Linked DNA regions of Homo sapiens: region 2 is linked to region 1. Evidence: chromatin contacts called from ENCODE Hi-C or POLR2A ChIA-PET data. All regions are on one chromosome and are shown on one strand. Each heading gives the region's core, a stretch centred on a gene start or an enhancer-like site at or near the end of the contact. The rest is flanking DNA. Distances are from core to core; before and after follow the strand shown. Region 1 overlaps PPP4R1 (protein phosphatase 4 regulatory subunit 1). Region 2 has its middle 29 kb from the start of LINC02856.

What was found. Hi-C counts contacts between places; a loop is a spot of excess contacts on that map. ChIA-PET counts read pairs that join two places held with the same protein, here RNA polymerase II (POLR2A). Pooled maps may share reads with other maps.
Region 2: a loop to region 1 is called in a map with no recorded cell type, with 7 times the contacts of the local background. The contact joins two enhancer-like sites. A Hi-C loop is called at or near these places in 3 of 168 maps with a recorded cell type or tissue (IMR-90, endothelial cell of hepatic sinusoid and heart left ventricle), 5 of 37 single-sample maps with no recorded cell type and 6 of 50 pooled maps. POLR2A ChIA-PET finds 5 or more read pairs at or near these places in 12 of 52 experiments (Caco-2, H1, HEK293 and 8 more).

What each region holds. Positions count from the first base shown.
Region 1 is chr18:9,591,459-9,598,904 of GRCh38, reverse strand. PPP4R1 (protein phosphatase 4 regulatory subunit 1) reads left to right here. Exons shown (of 20, transcript NM_001042388.3): 3 at 3,752-3,887; 4 at 5,031-5,137. Among named protein-coding and RNA genes, the nearest start is that of PPP4R1, 19 kb to the left of the region's middle. Within about 2 kb of position 3,829, at least 3 of the 41 ENCODE cell types and tissues checked have a DNase peak (open chromatin) inside an H3K27ac peak, as active enhancers do.
Region 2 is chr18:9,671,479-9,678,589 of GRCh38, reverse strand. It overlaps the pseudogene KRT18P8. Among named protein-coding and RNA genes, the nearest start is that of LINC02856, 29 kb to the right of the region's middle. RefSeq lists an enhancer at 5,140-5,189. Within about 2 kb of position 5,214, at least 16 of the 41 ENCODE cell types and tissues checked have a DNase peak (open chromatin) inside an H3K27ac peak, as active enhancers do.

The DNA.
Region 1 (7,446 bases), core at 2,580-5,079:
GCAGGTGCACGCCACCATGCCCAGCTAATTTTTGTATTTTTTTTTAGAGGCAAGGTTTTACTATATTGCCCAGGCTGATCTTGAACTCCTGAGCTCAAGTGATCCATCCGCCTCGGCCTCTCAAAGTGATAAGATTACAGGCGTGAGCCACTGTGCCTGGCCCCATATTAATTGTTTCTGATGTCCTTTATTCTTCTGTATAGATCCAGATTCTCATCTGGTGTAATTTTCCTTTTGCTGGAATGGTTTGCTTTATTATTTCCTATAGTGCATGTCTGCTGTTGATGATGTCAGTTTTTGTGTGGCTGAAAAAAATCTTTATTTCAGCTTCATATTTGAAAGATGTCTTGTTTCTTAGGTATGGAGTTGTAGGTATTTTTCTTTATGTACTTGAAAGATGTTAATGTCTTCTGGCTTGTATTTTAGATGGAAAAGTCTCCTATCATTCTTTTGTTTTTCTCTATGTAACATGAGTTTTTCTCCGGCTGCCTGAAAGTTTTTATCACTAGCTTTAAGCAATTTGATTATATTGTGCCTTGGTATACTTTTCTTCATGTTTCTTGCTCATGGGTTTCATTGAACCCCTTGAATCTGTCTGTAGATTGATAGTTTTTACCAAATTTGGGAAAATTTTGTCCATTATTTCTTCAAATATATTTTATATCTCCCATTCTTCTTTGGGGACTCCATTTGCACATATATTTGGATGCTTGGAGTTTTCCTACAATTGATTGATGCTTAATTCTCTTCCTCCCCCATATTTTTTCTGTTTCATTTAGGATATTTTTCTTACCCTTTTTCTTCAAGGTAACACATTTTTTCCTCTATAATGTTTAATCTGCTCTTGATCCCATCCCGTGTATTTTTCATATCTTTTTTTCATCTCTAAAAGATCAATTTAGGTCTTTCGTATCATCTTCCATCTCTGTTCTTAACATGCTCTTTTTTTCTGCCTTCTTAAATGTATGGAATATAGTTAAAATAACTTTCAATGTTCTTATCTGCTAATTCTATATTTTTTGTCCTGGGTCTGTTTCTGTTGTAGAATTTTTTGCCTCATGGTTTGTATTTTCCTGCCTTTTGTGTGCCTAGTAATTTTTTATTGGATGCTAGACATTGTAGAGTTTACCTTGTTGAGTGCTAGCTATTTTTATATTCATTTACATACTCGAGTTTTGTTCTGTGACACAGTTTCTTGGAGATAGTTTGTTTCTTTTGAAGCCTGTTAAGCTTTGTTAGGCAAAACCAGGAGAATTATTTGCCACTTCTTAGGCGTTTTGCCTCATTTATTTTAGAATTTTTAAAATTTTTGTTGTTGGAGACATAAACTAGTCCTTGTCCTTTGTGATAATCGAGGATTCGTTCACTTGATCGTTTCAGGTAATTATTTTTCCCAGAATACCGACTAGTTTCCTCACACACATAAACTGTTTCAATACTCACCTAAAGACTCAAAGGGACTTTCTGCAGCTTTCTAAAGTTCTTTCTCTGTGAAGGTCCCTCCTCTCTGATACTCTCCCTCTGCCAATTCTAGCTGCCTTGGCCTCCCTGAATTCTCAACTCTGTCTCCTCAACTCCAGGAGTCTGCTGGGATTATATTTGGACCCTCCTAGTGCTCTGGAAATTATTTCCAGGAAGTTAGCTGGAGGAATATAGGGCTCATTTCATTTGTCCTCTCTTTCTCAGAGATCACTGTCCAGTACTGTCTTTTGTCCAGTGTCTGAAACCATGGCTTCGTATGTTTTATCTTTTTTTTAAGAGATGGGGGTCTCACTGTGTTTCTCAGGGGCTAGAGTGCAGTGGCTATTCACAAATGCAGTTATAGAAGAGTACACCCTCGACCTCCCGTGCTCAAACAGTCCTCCTGCTTCAGCCTCCTAAGTAGCTGGGACTACAGACACTATCAGCATGCCTGGCTCTGTCATTTTATTTATTTATTTACCATTTAAGGTGTGAGGGTTAAGTTGGTTCCTGTTAATCCATCCTTTGTCAAAAGTGGAAGATCATGTTTAAGTGTTCTTTAAGTACAGAAGTTATTTTTATTTTAACAAAAGGAACTGTTGTGTTCTCTTTTTGATAATGTTCTGTTGGGAGTAAAAATGTTATCTGTTTAAAGTAGTCAGTTCTGTAAGATGGGCCCATGGTATATACACATTTACTTTAAAAACAAGCATTTTAAAATGCCCTAACAGCAATAACAGTTCATCAGGAAATGATGAATCTTTTCTGTCTCTCATATAGCAACATTTGGGAGGAGTTTCTTAGGTGGTTTTCTTTTTCTCTCTTAAGAGCTAAAGGAGCAACGACAAAATCTCATTGTGAGTGATGAACAGATTTATTTGTTTCAAAAATACTTAAATGCTTACTTTGTGCCTGGAAATATCCTGGAGATGAAGCAGTGTATGGGATAAAAATTTCTGTCCTCATGGAGCCAATAACTTACTCTAGAGAGACAGACTATAAGTAAAACAACTAATACGTACCAGATGTTGACAGGCACTATTGAGAAAGTAAATCAAGTAATGCAGGGGATAGAATAGGAAGTGCCAGGAAATAATAATAAAAATTTCTTGGAAAGCTCTTAGGGCTTTGGGAAAGGCCCTGATTTACCTCTGGATCGCATCCTTTCCAACCCCATGGTGTTTCCATCAGTAATATTTTCTTATTGCTAAAACTTCAATTTATATTTATTTGTTGACTGTTTACTTTCATTATATAACCATGTGCAACTCTGTCTTCTTTTAAACATTAGGAACAGAACAAAATAAATAATCTTTATTTTGCTTGAATGCCCTGGCTAGTAATCTAATCCAGTTTACTATATCACAGCCACAGTTCTGGAAAGTATATTTTGTATTCATTGTCTTCACTTTATTATATTTTCCTTTACCTCTTCAGTCAGGTTTGGCTTCTCGGCTTTCATGCAATGGAAAATTGCCCTTGTCACACAGCATGGCACAAAAGTACCAAATTCAGTGGGCACCTTTCAGTTCTTCCTTGACTCCTTTGGTAGTAGATGCTGTTTAATCATACTTTCACTCATTGCTTGGTTCCTTTGAAATAATTACCTTTTGGTTAGTTTTTAGCCATTCTTTCTTGGTCTTCTCTTCCTTCTCCTGCAGCTTGAATGGGTGTCTGGCCTTTTAGTTTGTATTAATACATACTTTTATTACAATGATCATTTTAAAGTAGATTGTTTTCTGTAGAATATTAGCTCTTTGAAGTCAGAAACATTAGTATTTTCATTGTTGTTTCTCCAGCATCTACCCTAGTACTTGGCACAAATGTATTTAATAAATATTTGTTTAATGAATGTAAATATATTAATGTTTTTAGCTTTCTTCTATTAAGTGAAGTTAGATACCAGTTTCATTAGCTTTATCTTCCACATTGCAGGACTAACTATATTGGTGCTTGACTTTTTGTGTGCCTATTCACAAGTTGTTAGTGTCTTGATTGAACATGTTCTCAAGACTGGTCACTTTCCTGCATACTGAGTTTCTGTAGCCTCTGACCTTTGTGCTTTTAGAGCCAAGTAGAACTTTGTGCTTATAGAGCCAAGTAGAACATATCTGTAGGAAAAGGAGAGGAGGTATCTTTTAGTTATTTGTGGCTTCTGGATTGATTCTGAGAGTCTCTTGTGATTTTTTTTTTGTACCATTCCAGAAACAGATTTGTACTGCTTCAGACAGGCAAGGGGTACATTTTAGTTTCAAAGTGTTATAAGGAGTATTTCTGATGTCTCTGATAGTTGGTGTGGATGACTACAGCTCAGAGTCTGATGTGATTATTATACCTTCAGCCCTGGACTTTGTCTCACAAGATGAAATGTTGACGCCCCTGGGGAGATTGGACAAGTATGCTGCAAGTGAGAACATATTTAACAGGTATGTGCATATTCTTTTTGTTAAAGTGGAAGTGGAAGGGTGGTTTTATTAACTTCAGTAGGGAAAATGAAAGTATCCACTTTAAAGGAGGTATTATTAACAGGCACAATCTGAGTCACCAAGTTTTATTCATAATCACAGCATGAGCAGTTTTGTACTTGTTTATTCTTTGATCCTAGTAAGCATACAACATGCTTTCTTTGCAAAAAAAAAAATTACCATTAATTACCATTGCTTTTCTGCCACTGGACATAATTTTGGTATTCATATAAATTGCTTATTGGGAAGTACATTATTCCTTCAACACATGATGTTGTATACCTGCTGTATGACGGGTGATGCTCAAGATCATTGGGTCACACAGCAGTGACCAAGAGCCAGCACTCTTCCTACTGCATTGTGTTTGTCCAGCCATGATCCCAGACCACCTATATCACACTTTTCTGGGAAATCAAAAAGTCTTGGTTCAGATTTTTTGGGTATAGCTATGCAAAACTCATACTACTAAAAATATGTAAGGGTAACATTTTGTATAATGAATGAGTGTGTTTTTTCATTGTGATAATTGAAGGACAACTGAAATGAATTTTTGGTGACTTTTTACCAAATCAGTTAGATAAAGATTAAAAAAAAATGTTGTAAATATTCAGTCTCATCTTGTTAAAATAAAATCAATACTGCCGTTTGCCACTTAGGAAATTATAGACCTAATATATGTTTTAATAATGTAATAAGAAAAAATTTTCTTAAAAAATATACAGATTTTGTCTTTTAAAATTCTAGATATCGGCCAGGTGCAGTGACTCATGCCTGTAATCCCAGCACTTTGGGAGGCCAAGGCAGGTGGATTGCTTGAGCCCGGGAGTTTGAGACCAGCCTGGGCAACATGGTGAAACAGCATCTCTACTAAAGATATTTAAAAATTAGCCAGGTGTGGTGGTGCATGCCTGTAGTCTCAGCTACTCAGGAGGCTGAGGTGGGAGGATTACCTGAGCCAGGGAAGTCAATGCTGCAGTTAGCCGTGATCACACCATTACACTCCGGCCTGGGCAACAGGAATGAGGCCCTGTCTCAAAAAATTAAAATTCTGGATATTAGCTATTGATGCCATTGAACATACATAATTTTGTTTTTTTTGTGTAGACAAATGGTGGCCCGGAGTTTGCTCGATACCTTGAGGGAAGTCTGCGATGATGAAAGAGATTGTATTGCTGTTTTGGAAAGAATTAGCAGATTGGCCGATGATTCAGGTATATGTGGAGAAAGTGAATTTACTCTATTCTAGAAAGGCTTCTTTGATCAAATTTGTGTTTCTAAAAACTAATGAACAAGTTAATGTGATATGAGATAGCTTTAAAATATTTCCTAAGTAATTATCAAACCCATCAGTGACAACAAAAGTAAAATTTGTTACTGAGACCTGGACATTTTACAGTGGGCTCATTTAGTTTAATTTTAGAAATTTCTCATCAAAACAAATCTAAAAACATTGTTTTGCATCATGTATAGTAATATTTTAGGATTAATAAAAATATATAGAATAATTTTGAATACATTAAAAGAGATGGAGGAGGCTGTAAATTATTTTAGGCAACTATAGAAAGCTTGCTTTCTGTGTGGTTTCTCACTTGCAAAAAAATGTTGATTAACCATTTGTAAAACTAAAGCTGGTTTATCTCCAAAGTGAAGATAAGAAAGTCTGCTTAAGAAAGAGGTAAACTTGATTTAAGGCTTAGAAAATGGTGATGTTAAAGTTTTTATAAATATATCTTTTGTTGTAGTAAAATATACTTAAAACTTAACACATAAAACTATTTTAAGGTAATATTAAACATATTTTTATACTTGATTTTAGAAACCATCCAAAAATCTTAAAACTTTTTCCCTTAAATCTATTATCTTTATTAAAGTATATTTTCTACCTCTGACAGACTTTTTGGCATCTCAGCAAGCCCTATTTTTTAATTTTTAGACAAGCTCATCTTTTGATGAACAGTTCATTTTAATGGGAATGTGTTAAATGTTTACATAAGCCTTAAATGTTTCTAATATTCTTACAGGGTGGGCAGAACATTTGTAGGCTTAACTGAGCAATAATCTACCTTTGTGTACATAATTGCTTATGTATGTGCTTGTTCTAGAATGGTTTTAGGAGGGGTCTCATCAAGCATAATTTTTACTTATTTTTTTAATTTGATTTAAGTTAAATAACAATTTAACATAAATTCATGGCACTGTTATAGCCTATTATGGTTATGTTCTTTAGTAGAGACAGATACTCTTTAAGGATAGATTTGTGTTTTCCTTTACCTGTTTACCAGCTCCAGAGTTTTTTTTTTTTTTGTAAGTGTGTGTGTGTGTATTTTAAAATATGTTCTCACATTGGTAAATTCATAGTAAATGTCTCTATTGACATAATTCCATTCATTCAGTATACATCAAACAGTACATACTCTATACCAGGTTCTAGATTAAATGCTAGAGCAGTTATTAAGGTGAACAAGGATTTGTGTCATCAAGTTAACAGTTTAGTGAATGCAGCCAACATATAAACAATAAATTATAATGGGAAGGATCGGGGCAGGCTTCAGAAAGTTAGTGACATTTAAGTTGGATTTGATAGATGAGGTATAGAGAGGGAAAAGGGCATACCCAGGAGGGGAAAAGATAGAGAAAGGAGTTCAAGATGGTGGCCCCTTTGGTCAACAATGAGGCCAACCTGACAATGAGACTAACCTGCTGAGTTTCCAGGTTAGAAAAATTAGGCTGTTAAGTAAGTTAGGTGAGGGCTAGATTGTAAAGGTTTATAATAAACCATGCTGATGACTTTACCTTTTTGTGATTTAGAACAGTGTAGTGTAGCAGTATGAACTGATATGGTGAAAAAGATGGGTGACAAGAAGACTTGATTGGAAGACTATACCAATTAATTGGGTGTTTTTGTTTTTGAGACAGAGTCTCGCTCTGTTGCCCAAGCTAGAGCAGAGTGGCGTGATATCCACTCACTGCAACCACCCCTGCCTCCCAGGTTCAAGCAATTCTCCTGCCTCAGCCTCTCGAATAACTGGGATTACAGGCATGTGCCACTACACCCAGTTAATTTTTGTATTTTTAGTAGAGAAGGGGTTTCACCATGTTGGCCAGGCTGGTCTGGAACTTCTGGCCTCAAGTGATCCACCTGCCTCAAGCTCCCAAAGTGCTGAGATTACAGGCATGAGCCACCGTGACCAGCCAGTTAATTGTTATAAGGATGAATTGTTGGATAGAAATTGAAGTACTAGGAGGGATTCCAAGGCTAACCTCTGGATAGAGTGAGGAAGAGAGAGGATTTGACCCTGAGGTTTCTAATTTTTAGGACTGGGCTTATTGTGATAGCTGGGTAAGATAAAGACTATTGAATAATAACATAGCTCTGAAGTGAATGAAATATGTATCCTTAGTTTAGACAAATAAGCAGCTGAGAACCTTTCGGTCTTCTGCCTTACCTTTCATTAGCTTTTATCTTGATTTTTTTATTCCCCAAAATTTACCATCTGCTTTTATTTTCCCCCGGAATGGA
Region 2 (7,111 bases), core at 3,965-6,464, 78 kb before region 1:
TGAAGGCCAGCTTGGAGAACAGCCTGAGGGAGGTGGAGGCCCGTTACACCCTACAGATGAAACAGCTCAACGGGATCTTGCTGCACCTGGAGTCAGAGCTGGCACAGACCTGGGCAGAGGGACAGCGCCAGGCCCAGGAGTAAGAGGCCCTGCTGAACATCAAGGGCAAGCTAGAGGCTGAGATCACCACCTACCGCTGCCTGCTGGAAGATGGTAAGGACTTCAGTCTTGGTGATGCCCTGGACAACAGCAACTCCATGCAAACTATCCAAAAGACCACCAACCGCCAGATAGTGGATGGCAAAGTGGTGTCTGAGACCAATGACACCAAAGTTCTGAGGCATTAAGCCAGCAGCAGCAGGGTACCCTTTGGGGAGCAGGAGGCCAATAAAAAGTCCAGAGTTAAAAAAAAAAAAAAAAGCCTAAGAAGGAAGAAATGGAAGTATACTATTGTAATACTATACATGAATAGCATAATATTACTTAAAGGTAGATAGCAATAAGTTAAAGATGTATACCATAAACCCTAAAATTTAGAGTTGGCCAGGCACAGTGACTCACGCCTGTAATTCCAGTACTTTGGGAGGCTAAGGCAGGTGGATCACTTCAGGTCAGGAGTTTGAGCCTGGCCAACAAGGTGAAACCTCATGTTTACTAAAAATACAAAAATTAGCCGGGCATGGTGGTAGGTGCCTGTAATCCCAACTACTCAAGAGGCTGAGGCATGAGAATAGCTTGAGCGTGGGAGACAGAGGTTGCAGTGAGCCCAGATAGCACCACTGCACTCCAGCCTGGGTGGCAGAGTAAGACCCTGTCTCAATAAATAAATAAATAAATAAATAAAATTTAGAGTTTATCACTTAAATACCACAACAAAGAGTTATAGCTAATAAGCCAACAAAGAAGATAAAACAGAATCATAAAAAGTATTCAGCTAAACCAAAGGAAGACAGAAGAGAAGAAAAAAGGAATAAAGAAACATGGGTCAAATACCAAACAGGGCAAGATGACAGCATTAATAAAATCATTTCAGCAATTACTTTAAATGTAAATGGTCTAAACACCCTAAATCAAAGGCAAAGATTTTCAGATTGGATTAAAAAATAAGATTCAAGGCCCTTCATGGTGGCTTACGCCTGTAATCCCAGCATTTTGAGAGGCCAAAGTGGGCAGATCACCTGAGGTTGGGAGTCCAAGACCAGCCTGGCCAACATGGCAAAACCGCATCTCTACCAAAAATTCAAAAATTAGCTGGGCGTGGTGGCACATGCCTATAATTTCAGCTTCTGGGGAGGGTGAGGCAGGAGAATCATTTGAACCCAGGAGGCAGAGGCTGCAGTAAGCCAAGATGGTGCTACTGCACTCCAGCCTGGGGGACAGAGCAGGACTCTGTCTCAAAAAATAAAAAATCAATAAGATTCAACTGTATGCTGCCTATAAGAGACAGTACTTTATGTATATAAACACAAGGAGTTAAAAGCAAAATAATGGAGAAAGATACACCATGAAAATCAAAAGAAAGATGGAGTGGCTATATTAGTACCAGATAAAGCAGATTTCAGATAAAATATTACCAGGGAAAAAGAAGATCATTTCATAATGATAAAAGCATCAATTCATAAAAAGAATAATGCTAAATGTTTAGGCACACAGTAACAGAGCTTAAAGACATATGAAATGAAAACTGATATAATTGCAGGGAGGGCCGGGCACAGTGGCTCAGGCCTATAATCCCAGCACTTTGGAAGGCCGAGGCAGGTGGATCACTTGAGGTCAGGAGTTCAAGACTAGCCTAGCCAACATGGTGAAACCCTGTCTCTACTAAAAATACAAAAATTAGCCAGGCAGTAGTGGTGCGCACCTGTAATCCCAGCTACTCAGGAGGCTGAGGCAGGAGAATCTCTTGAGCCTGGGAGGTGGAGGTTGCAGTAAGCCAAGATTGCACTACTGCACTGCAGTCTGGGCGACAGAGGGAGACCCTGTCTCAAAAAATATTTTAAAAATTGCAGGGAGAAATTCACAAATCTACAATTATAGTTAGAGATTTCTACAACCCTCTCTCCATAATTGGGAGAACAAGTAAACAGAAAGTAAGTGTATAGAAGACTTGAAAAACACAATCAACCAACTTGACATATTTAACCCATCACAGTCCACTTTCAAGTAGTAATATATCATGGCCACTCTTGTTAAAAACTCTTGGCAAACTAGGAATAGAAGGAAATGTCCTCAACCTGATAAAGGGCATCTTCAAAAACCGACAACTAACATCATACTTAATAGAAAGACTAAATTCTTTCCCCCTAAGAAACAACTGGATATCCATATGGAAAAAAAAGAATTTTGTTCCATACCTGACACCATAATCAAAACATTACTCAAAGTGAATCAGATGTAAATGCAAAACCTAAAAGTATTAAACTTCTAGAAAAACAATAGAAGAAAATCTATCTGATCTTGGGTTAATCAAAGGATTTTGAGATATAACACCAAAAGCGTGACCTATTAAAAAAAACTGATAAATTAGACTTTATTAACATTTAAAGTTTCTGCTCTTCAAAAGACAGCGTTAAGTGAATGAAAAGCCAAGCTACAGACTCAGAGAAAATATTTGCAAGTCATATCTGACAAATAGCTTGTATGTAGAATATATAAAAACCTTCAAAACTCAGGAAAAAACATTTAAAAATGGACAAAAGATCTGAACAAAGATTCACTAAAGAAGATATCAATAGCAAACAAATATTCAATAGAAAAGATATTCAACATCACTACACATTAAAGTAATGCAAATTAAAACCCCAGTAAGGTTCCACTACCCACCTATTAGAATGACTAAAGTTAAGACTGATCATTCTGACTTGGCACGGTGGCTCACGCCTGTAATCCCAGCACTTTGGGAGGCTGAGATGGATCACCTGAGGTCGGGAGTTCGAGACCAACCTGACCAACATGGAGAAACCCCATTTCTACTAAAAATACAAAATTAGCTGGGCGTGGTAGCACATGCCTGTAATCCCGGCTACTCGGGAGGCTGAAGCAGGAGAATTGCTTGATCCTGGGAGGCGGAGGTTGCAGTGAGCTGAGATTGCACCATCACACGCCAGCCTGAGCAACAAGAGCGGAAACTCCGTCTCAAAAACAAAACAAAACAAAAAAAAAACGACAGATCATTCCAAGTACTGGTGAAGATATAGAGCAACTGGAATCCTCATACACTGCTGGTGGGAATGTAAAATGTTACAAACCTTTTGGAAAAGAGTTTGGCATTTTCTTAAAATCTTAAACATTCACCTGCCATATGAGACAGACACTACACTCCTAGGTATTTATCAAGAGAAACAAACGCACATGCTCAGAGCACTCTATTTCTAATTGCCCCGAATGGGAAACAACCCAAATTCAACAGGTGAATGGATAAACAAATTGCGCTACGTCTGCCAAATCCACTGCCCACTCCTCACTGTGCTCCAAATACAAGCAACCAACATTGGTCATTGTCTCAACATAAGCAGAGGCACAGGCATTGTCCATTCACTGCACATTCTTTTGGAGTCTCATCTATGTGGAAAAAGAGGATATTCAAACGACATCGGGGTGAGCCACACTGGGTAACCAGTTTAAGGAGCAGAAGATGGTAGTCAAAAGCTATTTCAAGTCCTCCTTAGCCAGTACTATTTCCTATCATATCTGGATAGGTTTTTTTTATCTCTTTTTAGCATCTAACATTCTCATTTTTAGGGGGACTTCATTTTTCCCCATGTATTTTCAATAGACCGTGGCCCCATCTATTATTTTTGAAGAGGAAAACTCCTGGTGCCAAAAAGTCCACCGATCCTTGGTTCAGACAAGGACTTCCAATTGCTTAATGTCAGATGAATACTGAAAGGTCACCAGAGGATACACCACGGTAAAAACTCTATGAACTCGATACTGAAATTTTCTTGTTAAGCTCATGCTGGAAGGCGGGAGAGTAGAAAATAAGTTGTAAAATGGCCCAGGGCTTAATTTATTTAAAGCTTTGGTTAAAAACGTTTGCTGCTTTGAATTGTTTTAAGAGAAACCACAAAGATGTTCAGTAGTGGAAGAAAAGAATTCCAGAGAGGGCTTTAACTACCCTGTTACCTTCATAGCACCTCCCAGCGGTAATCCACAAAAATGATATTTTTTGTATGGAAAGTTGACCTTTTTCTCAATATTATGCAAATTGAATAAAAATCTGTGCTGTTTTAGATGCTATGCAAGTTAACATGATATCCAAGTAAAAACTCTAAGTTTGCTATGAAATACATCTCTGATTACAGCCAGATTGCTACCTCTGAACATTTTTTAGGCAGAAAAAAATGTAGCCAGCTCATTGGTTTTCTGAGATAAATACCTAAATTTTTGCAACCCAAGACTGTTCTATTTTCTTTACCATCTGGTTCTAGGAACACAGGGACACCATGACTATTGAAGTGTTGAAGATTCCAGATGAAACGTTTTTTAAAATGTAAGCCTACACTGCAGGGCATGGTGTTGTGCCTGGAGTCCCGGCTACGTGGGAGGCTGAGGTGGGAGGATCCCTTGAGCCCAGAAATTCTAGTGCAACCTGAGCAACACAGTGAAACCTCATTTTTAATAAAATATTTTTTAAGCCTACACTTCCTAAATTTTGTATAGTGACTGCACTAAGCACATTATATATTTTCTTCTTTAGTACTCACACTAATAGTATTCAATAACGCTATTGCTTCCTGTTTTTGACAGATGAGAAATATGGGGCATGATGGGAATGGCAAGTGTTGGGAATAAGGGTGTGTAACCACCCTCTTCTCCCAGATGCCTGTGTCCTTGAGCAATCTGCTCTTTGCAAAGAGGTTGGACCAGCCTCTGGGTGATTTCTAACCTCTAACATTAGAGGGCAGTGACTCTAAGCTAAAACGCCCTTGTGGGATCCACCGTGCTGGTATCAAGCCATGAAGAGGAAGCATGTGTGCTACAGAAACTCATAGGTGAAAGCAGCATCTTTTACTGCCTTATACACTTGTAGAGTGGGAAGTTTTCGTTCTGGTTGACACCATGCACAACACATAAGAGAAATGGTTAGACTGTTTGAGGAAGTGCACACTAAAATGCCTGACCCCTGCACAGAGGTGAGTGGATGCCATCTGGCCGAGAGGTTCCTGTTATTAGTATCTAATCAGGTTTCCCTGGTAGCTAGAGAACTGCATGACTTGTTGACTGGAAGGCCTCTTACCTCACAAGGGTGTGGTTTCAGAGGTTTCTGAAGAACAAGTGTGGGAGAACTAACCATGACTAAGGCATCTCAGGTCAATGCAGGTGAATGATTAACCCCAGCTCTCTTTTTTTTTTTTTTTTTTTTTGAGACAGAGTCTCACTCTGTCACCAGGCTGAAGTGCAGCGGCGCCATCTCGGCTCACTGCAAACTTCGCCTCCCGGGTTCAAGCGATTCTCCTGCCTCAGCCTCCCGAGTAGCTGGAACTACAGGTGTGTGCCACCACACCTGGCTGATTTTTGTATTTTTAGTAGAGACCAGGTTTCACCATGTTGGCCAGAATGGTCTCCATCTCTTGACCTCATGATCCCCATGCCTCAGCCTCCCAAAGTGCTGGGATTACGGGATTACAGGCGTGAGCCACTGTGCCCAGCCGACCCCAGTTCTAAGAACTCTTGTTCCATTATGGGTAGGGAGATCATAACTAGGGAAACCATCCAGGTGGTGAGGATGCGAGCCAGAGAAAAGCCAGAGCCTGCCAATTCAGCTTTGGAATGTTCCAGAAAAGCATTCCTGAGACTCTGATAGCATTTATATGCTGGAATGATTTCTATTTCCCTATATAAAGGATATTTTTATTTTCTTACTGGCTAGTACCAAATTCAGAACATGGAGGCTTTAAAAATTATTCAGTGAATAAATGAAAAATAAAACCTTCATTTACATTGAAAACAGGTATTTCTTATATACAATGATTTTTTTCTTCTAATTTATTTTTTCCTAAAAGGAACAAAGGGAAAAAATTATAAAGTCAAGAGCAAAAAATGGATAAATTAGAAAACATAAAACAACACATTTGGTAGACAAATCCAAGAGCTGGTTCGCTGAAGAAAATAGACAATTTGTGTACAAATGTTACCAAGAAAACAAGAGGAGAGTCAACATACATTTGTTGTTAAACAGTAAGTTAATAAGTGAGATTTTGGTGAAAAAAACATTTACTGTGTGTGGAATAGATAATTTTCTAAGAAAATATAAGTGATCAAAACTGATGTTACCAATAAAACTATCAACAGGATTTTTAAAAGTAAACTGATGAATTCTAAATTTCATAGGAAGGACAAACAAACAATAAAGGTCAGACAAAATCTTAAAAAAATGGTATAAGAGGAGAGTGGCCCTATCAGATATTTTAATATATTTTAAAGCTACAGTGATTAAAATTGTGTGGTACTGACACTTGAATACGAAAATCAGCCAAGCATGGTGGCATGCACCTGTAGTCCCAGCTACTTGGGAGGCTAAGGAGGGAGTATCACTTGAGTCCAGGAGTTCAAGGCTGCAGCGAACCATGACTGTGCTACCACACTCCAACCTGGGCAACAGAGTGAGATGCTGCCTTTAAAAAAAAAAAATGAATAAAAAGAAGATCATCTGGAACATCATGTCCAGACTAGACCAAAAGAAATATAGAAATTTAGTATAAGACATAAGCAACATTTCAGATCAGGGAGGAAAGATGTTTTATCTAAATATATTGTGTTGGAGACAAAAAGAATCACAAGGAAATCTTAAATTATGTTGATATTAGTAGTAATGTTAGTATTGATATTTTAAAATTATTTCATACACACAGAAAGATATACACATTGTATGTATGATGTATATACGTAAATACTAGCCAGGATGCAATCAGAGAAGCAGAATCGCTAGAAATAATAGAGCATGAAGGATTCCTAAAGGGATTTGACATTACACAGTTGTGGGAGCTGGCTAGACAGCCTCCGTTTGGCTCTTTACGCCTGACACTGAGCCTGAAGTCATAAGGCCGTGGTCAGGAAGGAAAAATGCATGTGAAATGGGGCCGAGCAGAAATTCCCTTGCCTCACCCCA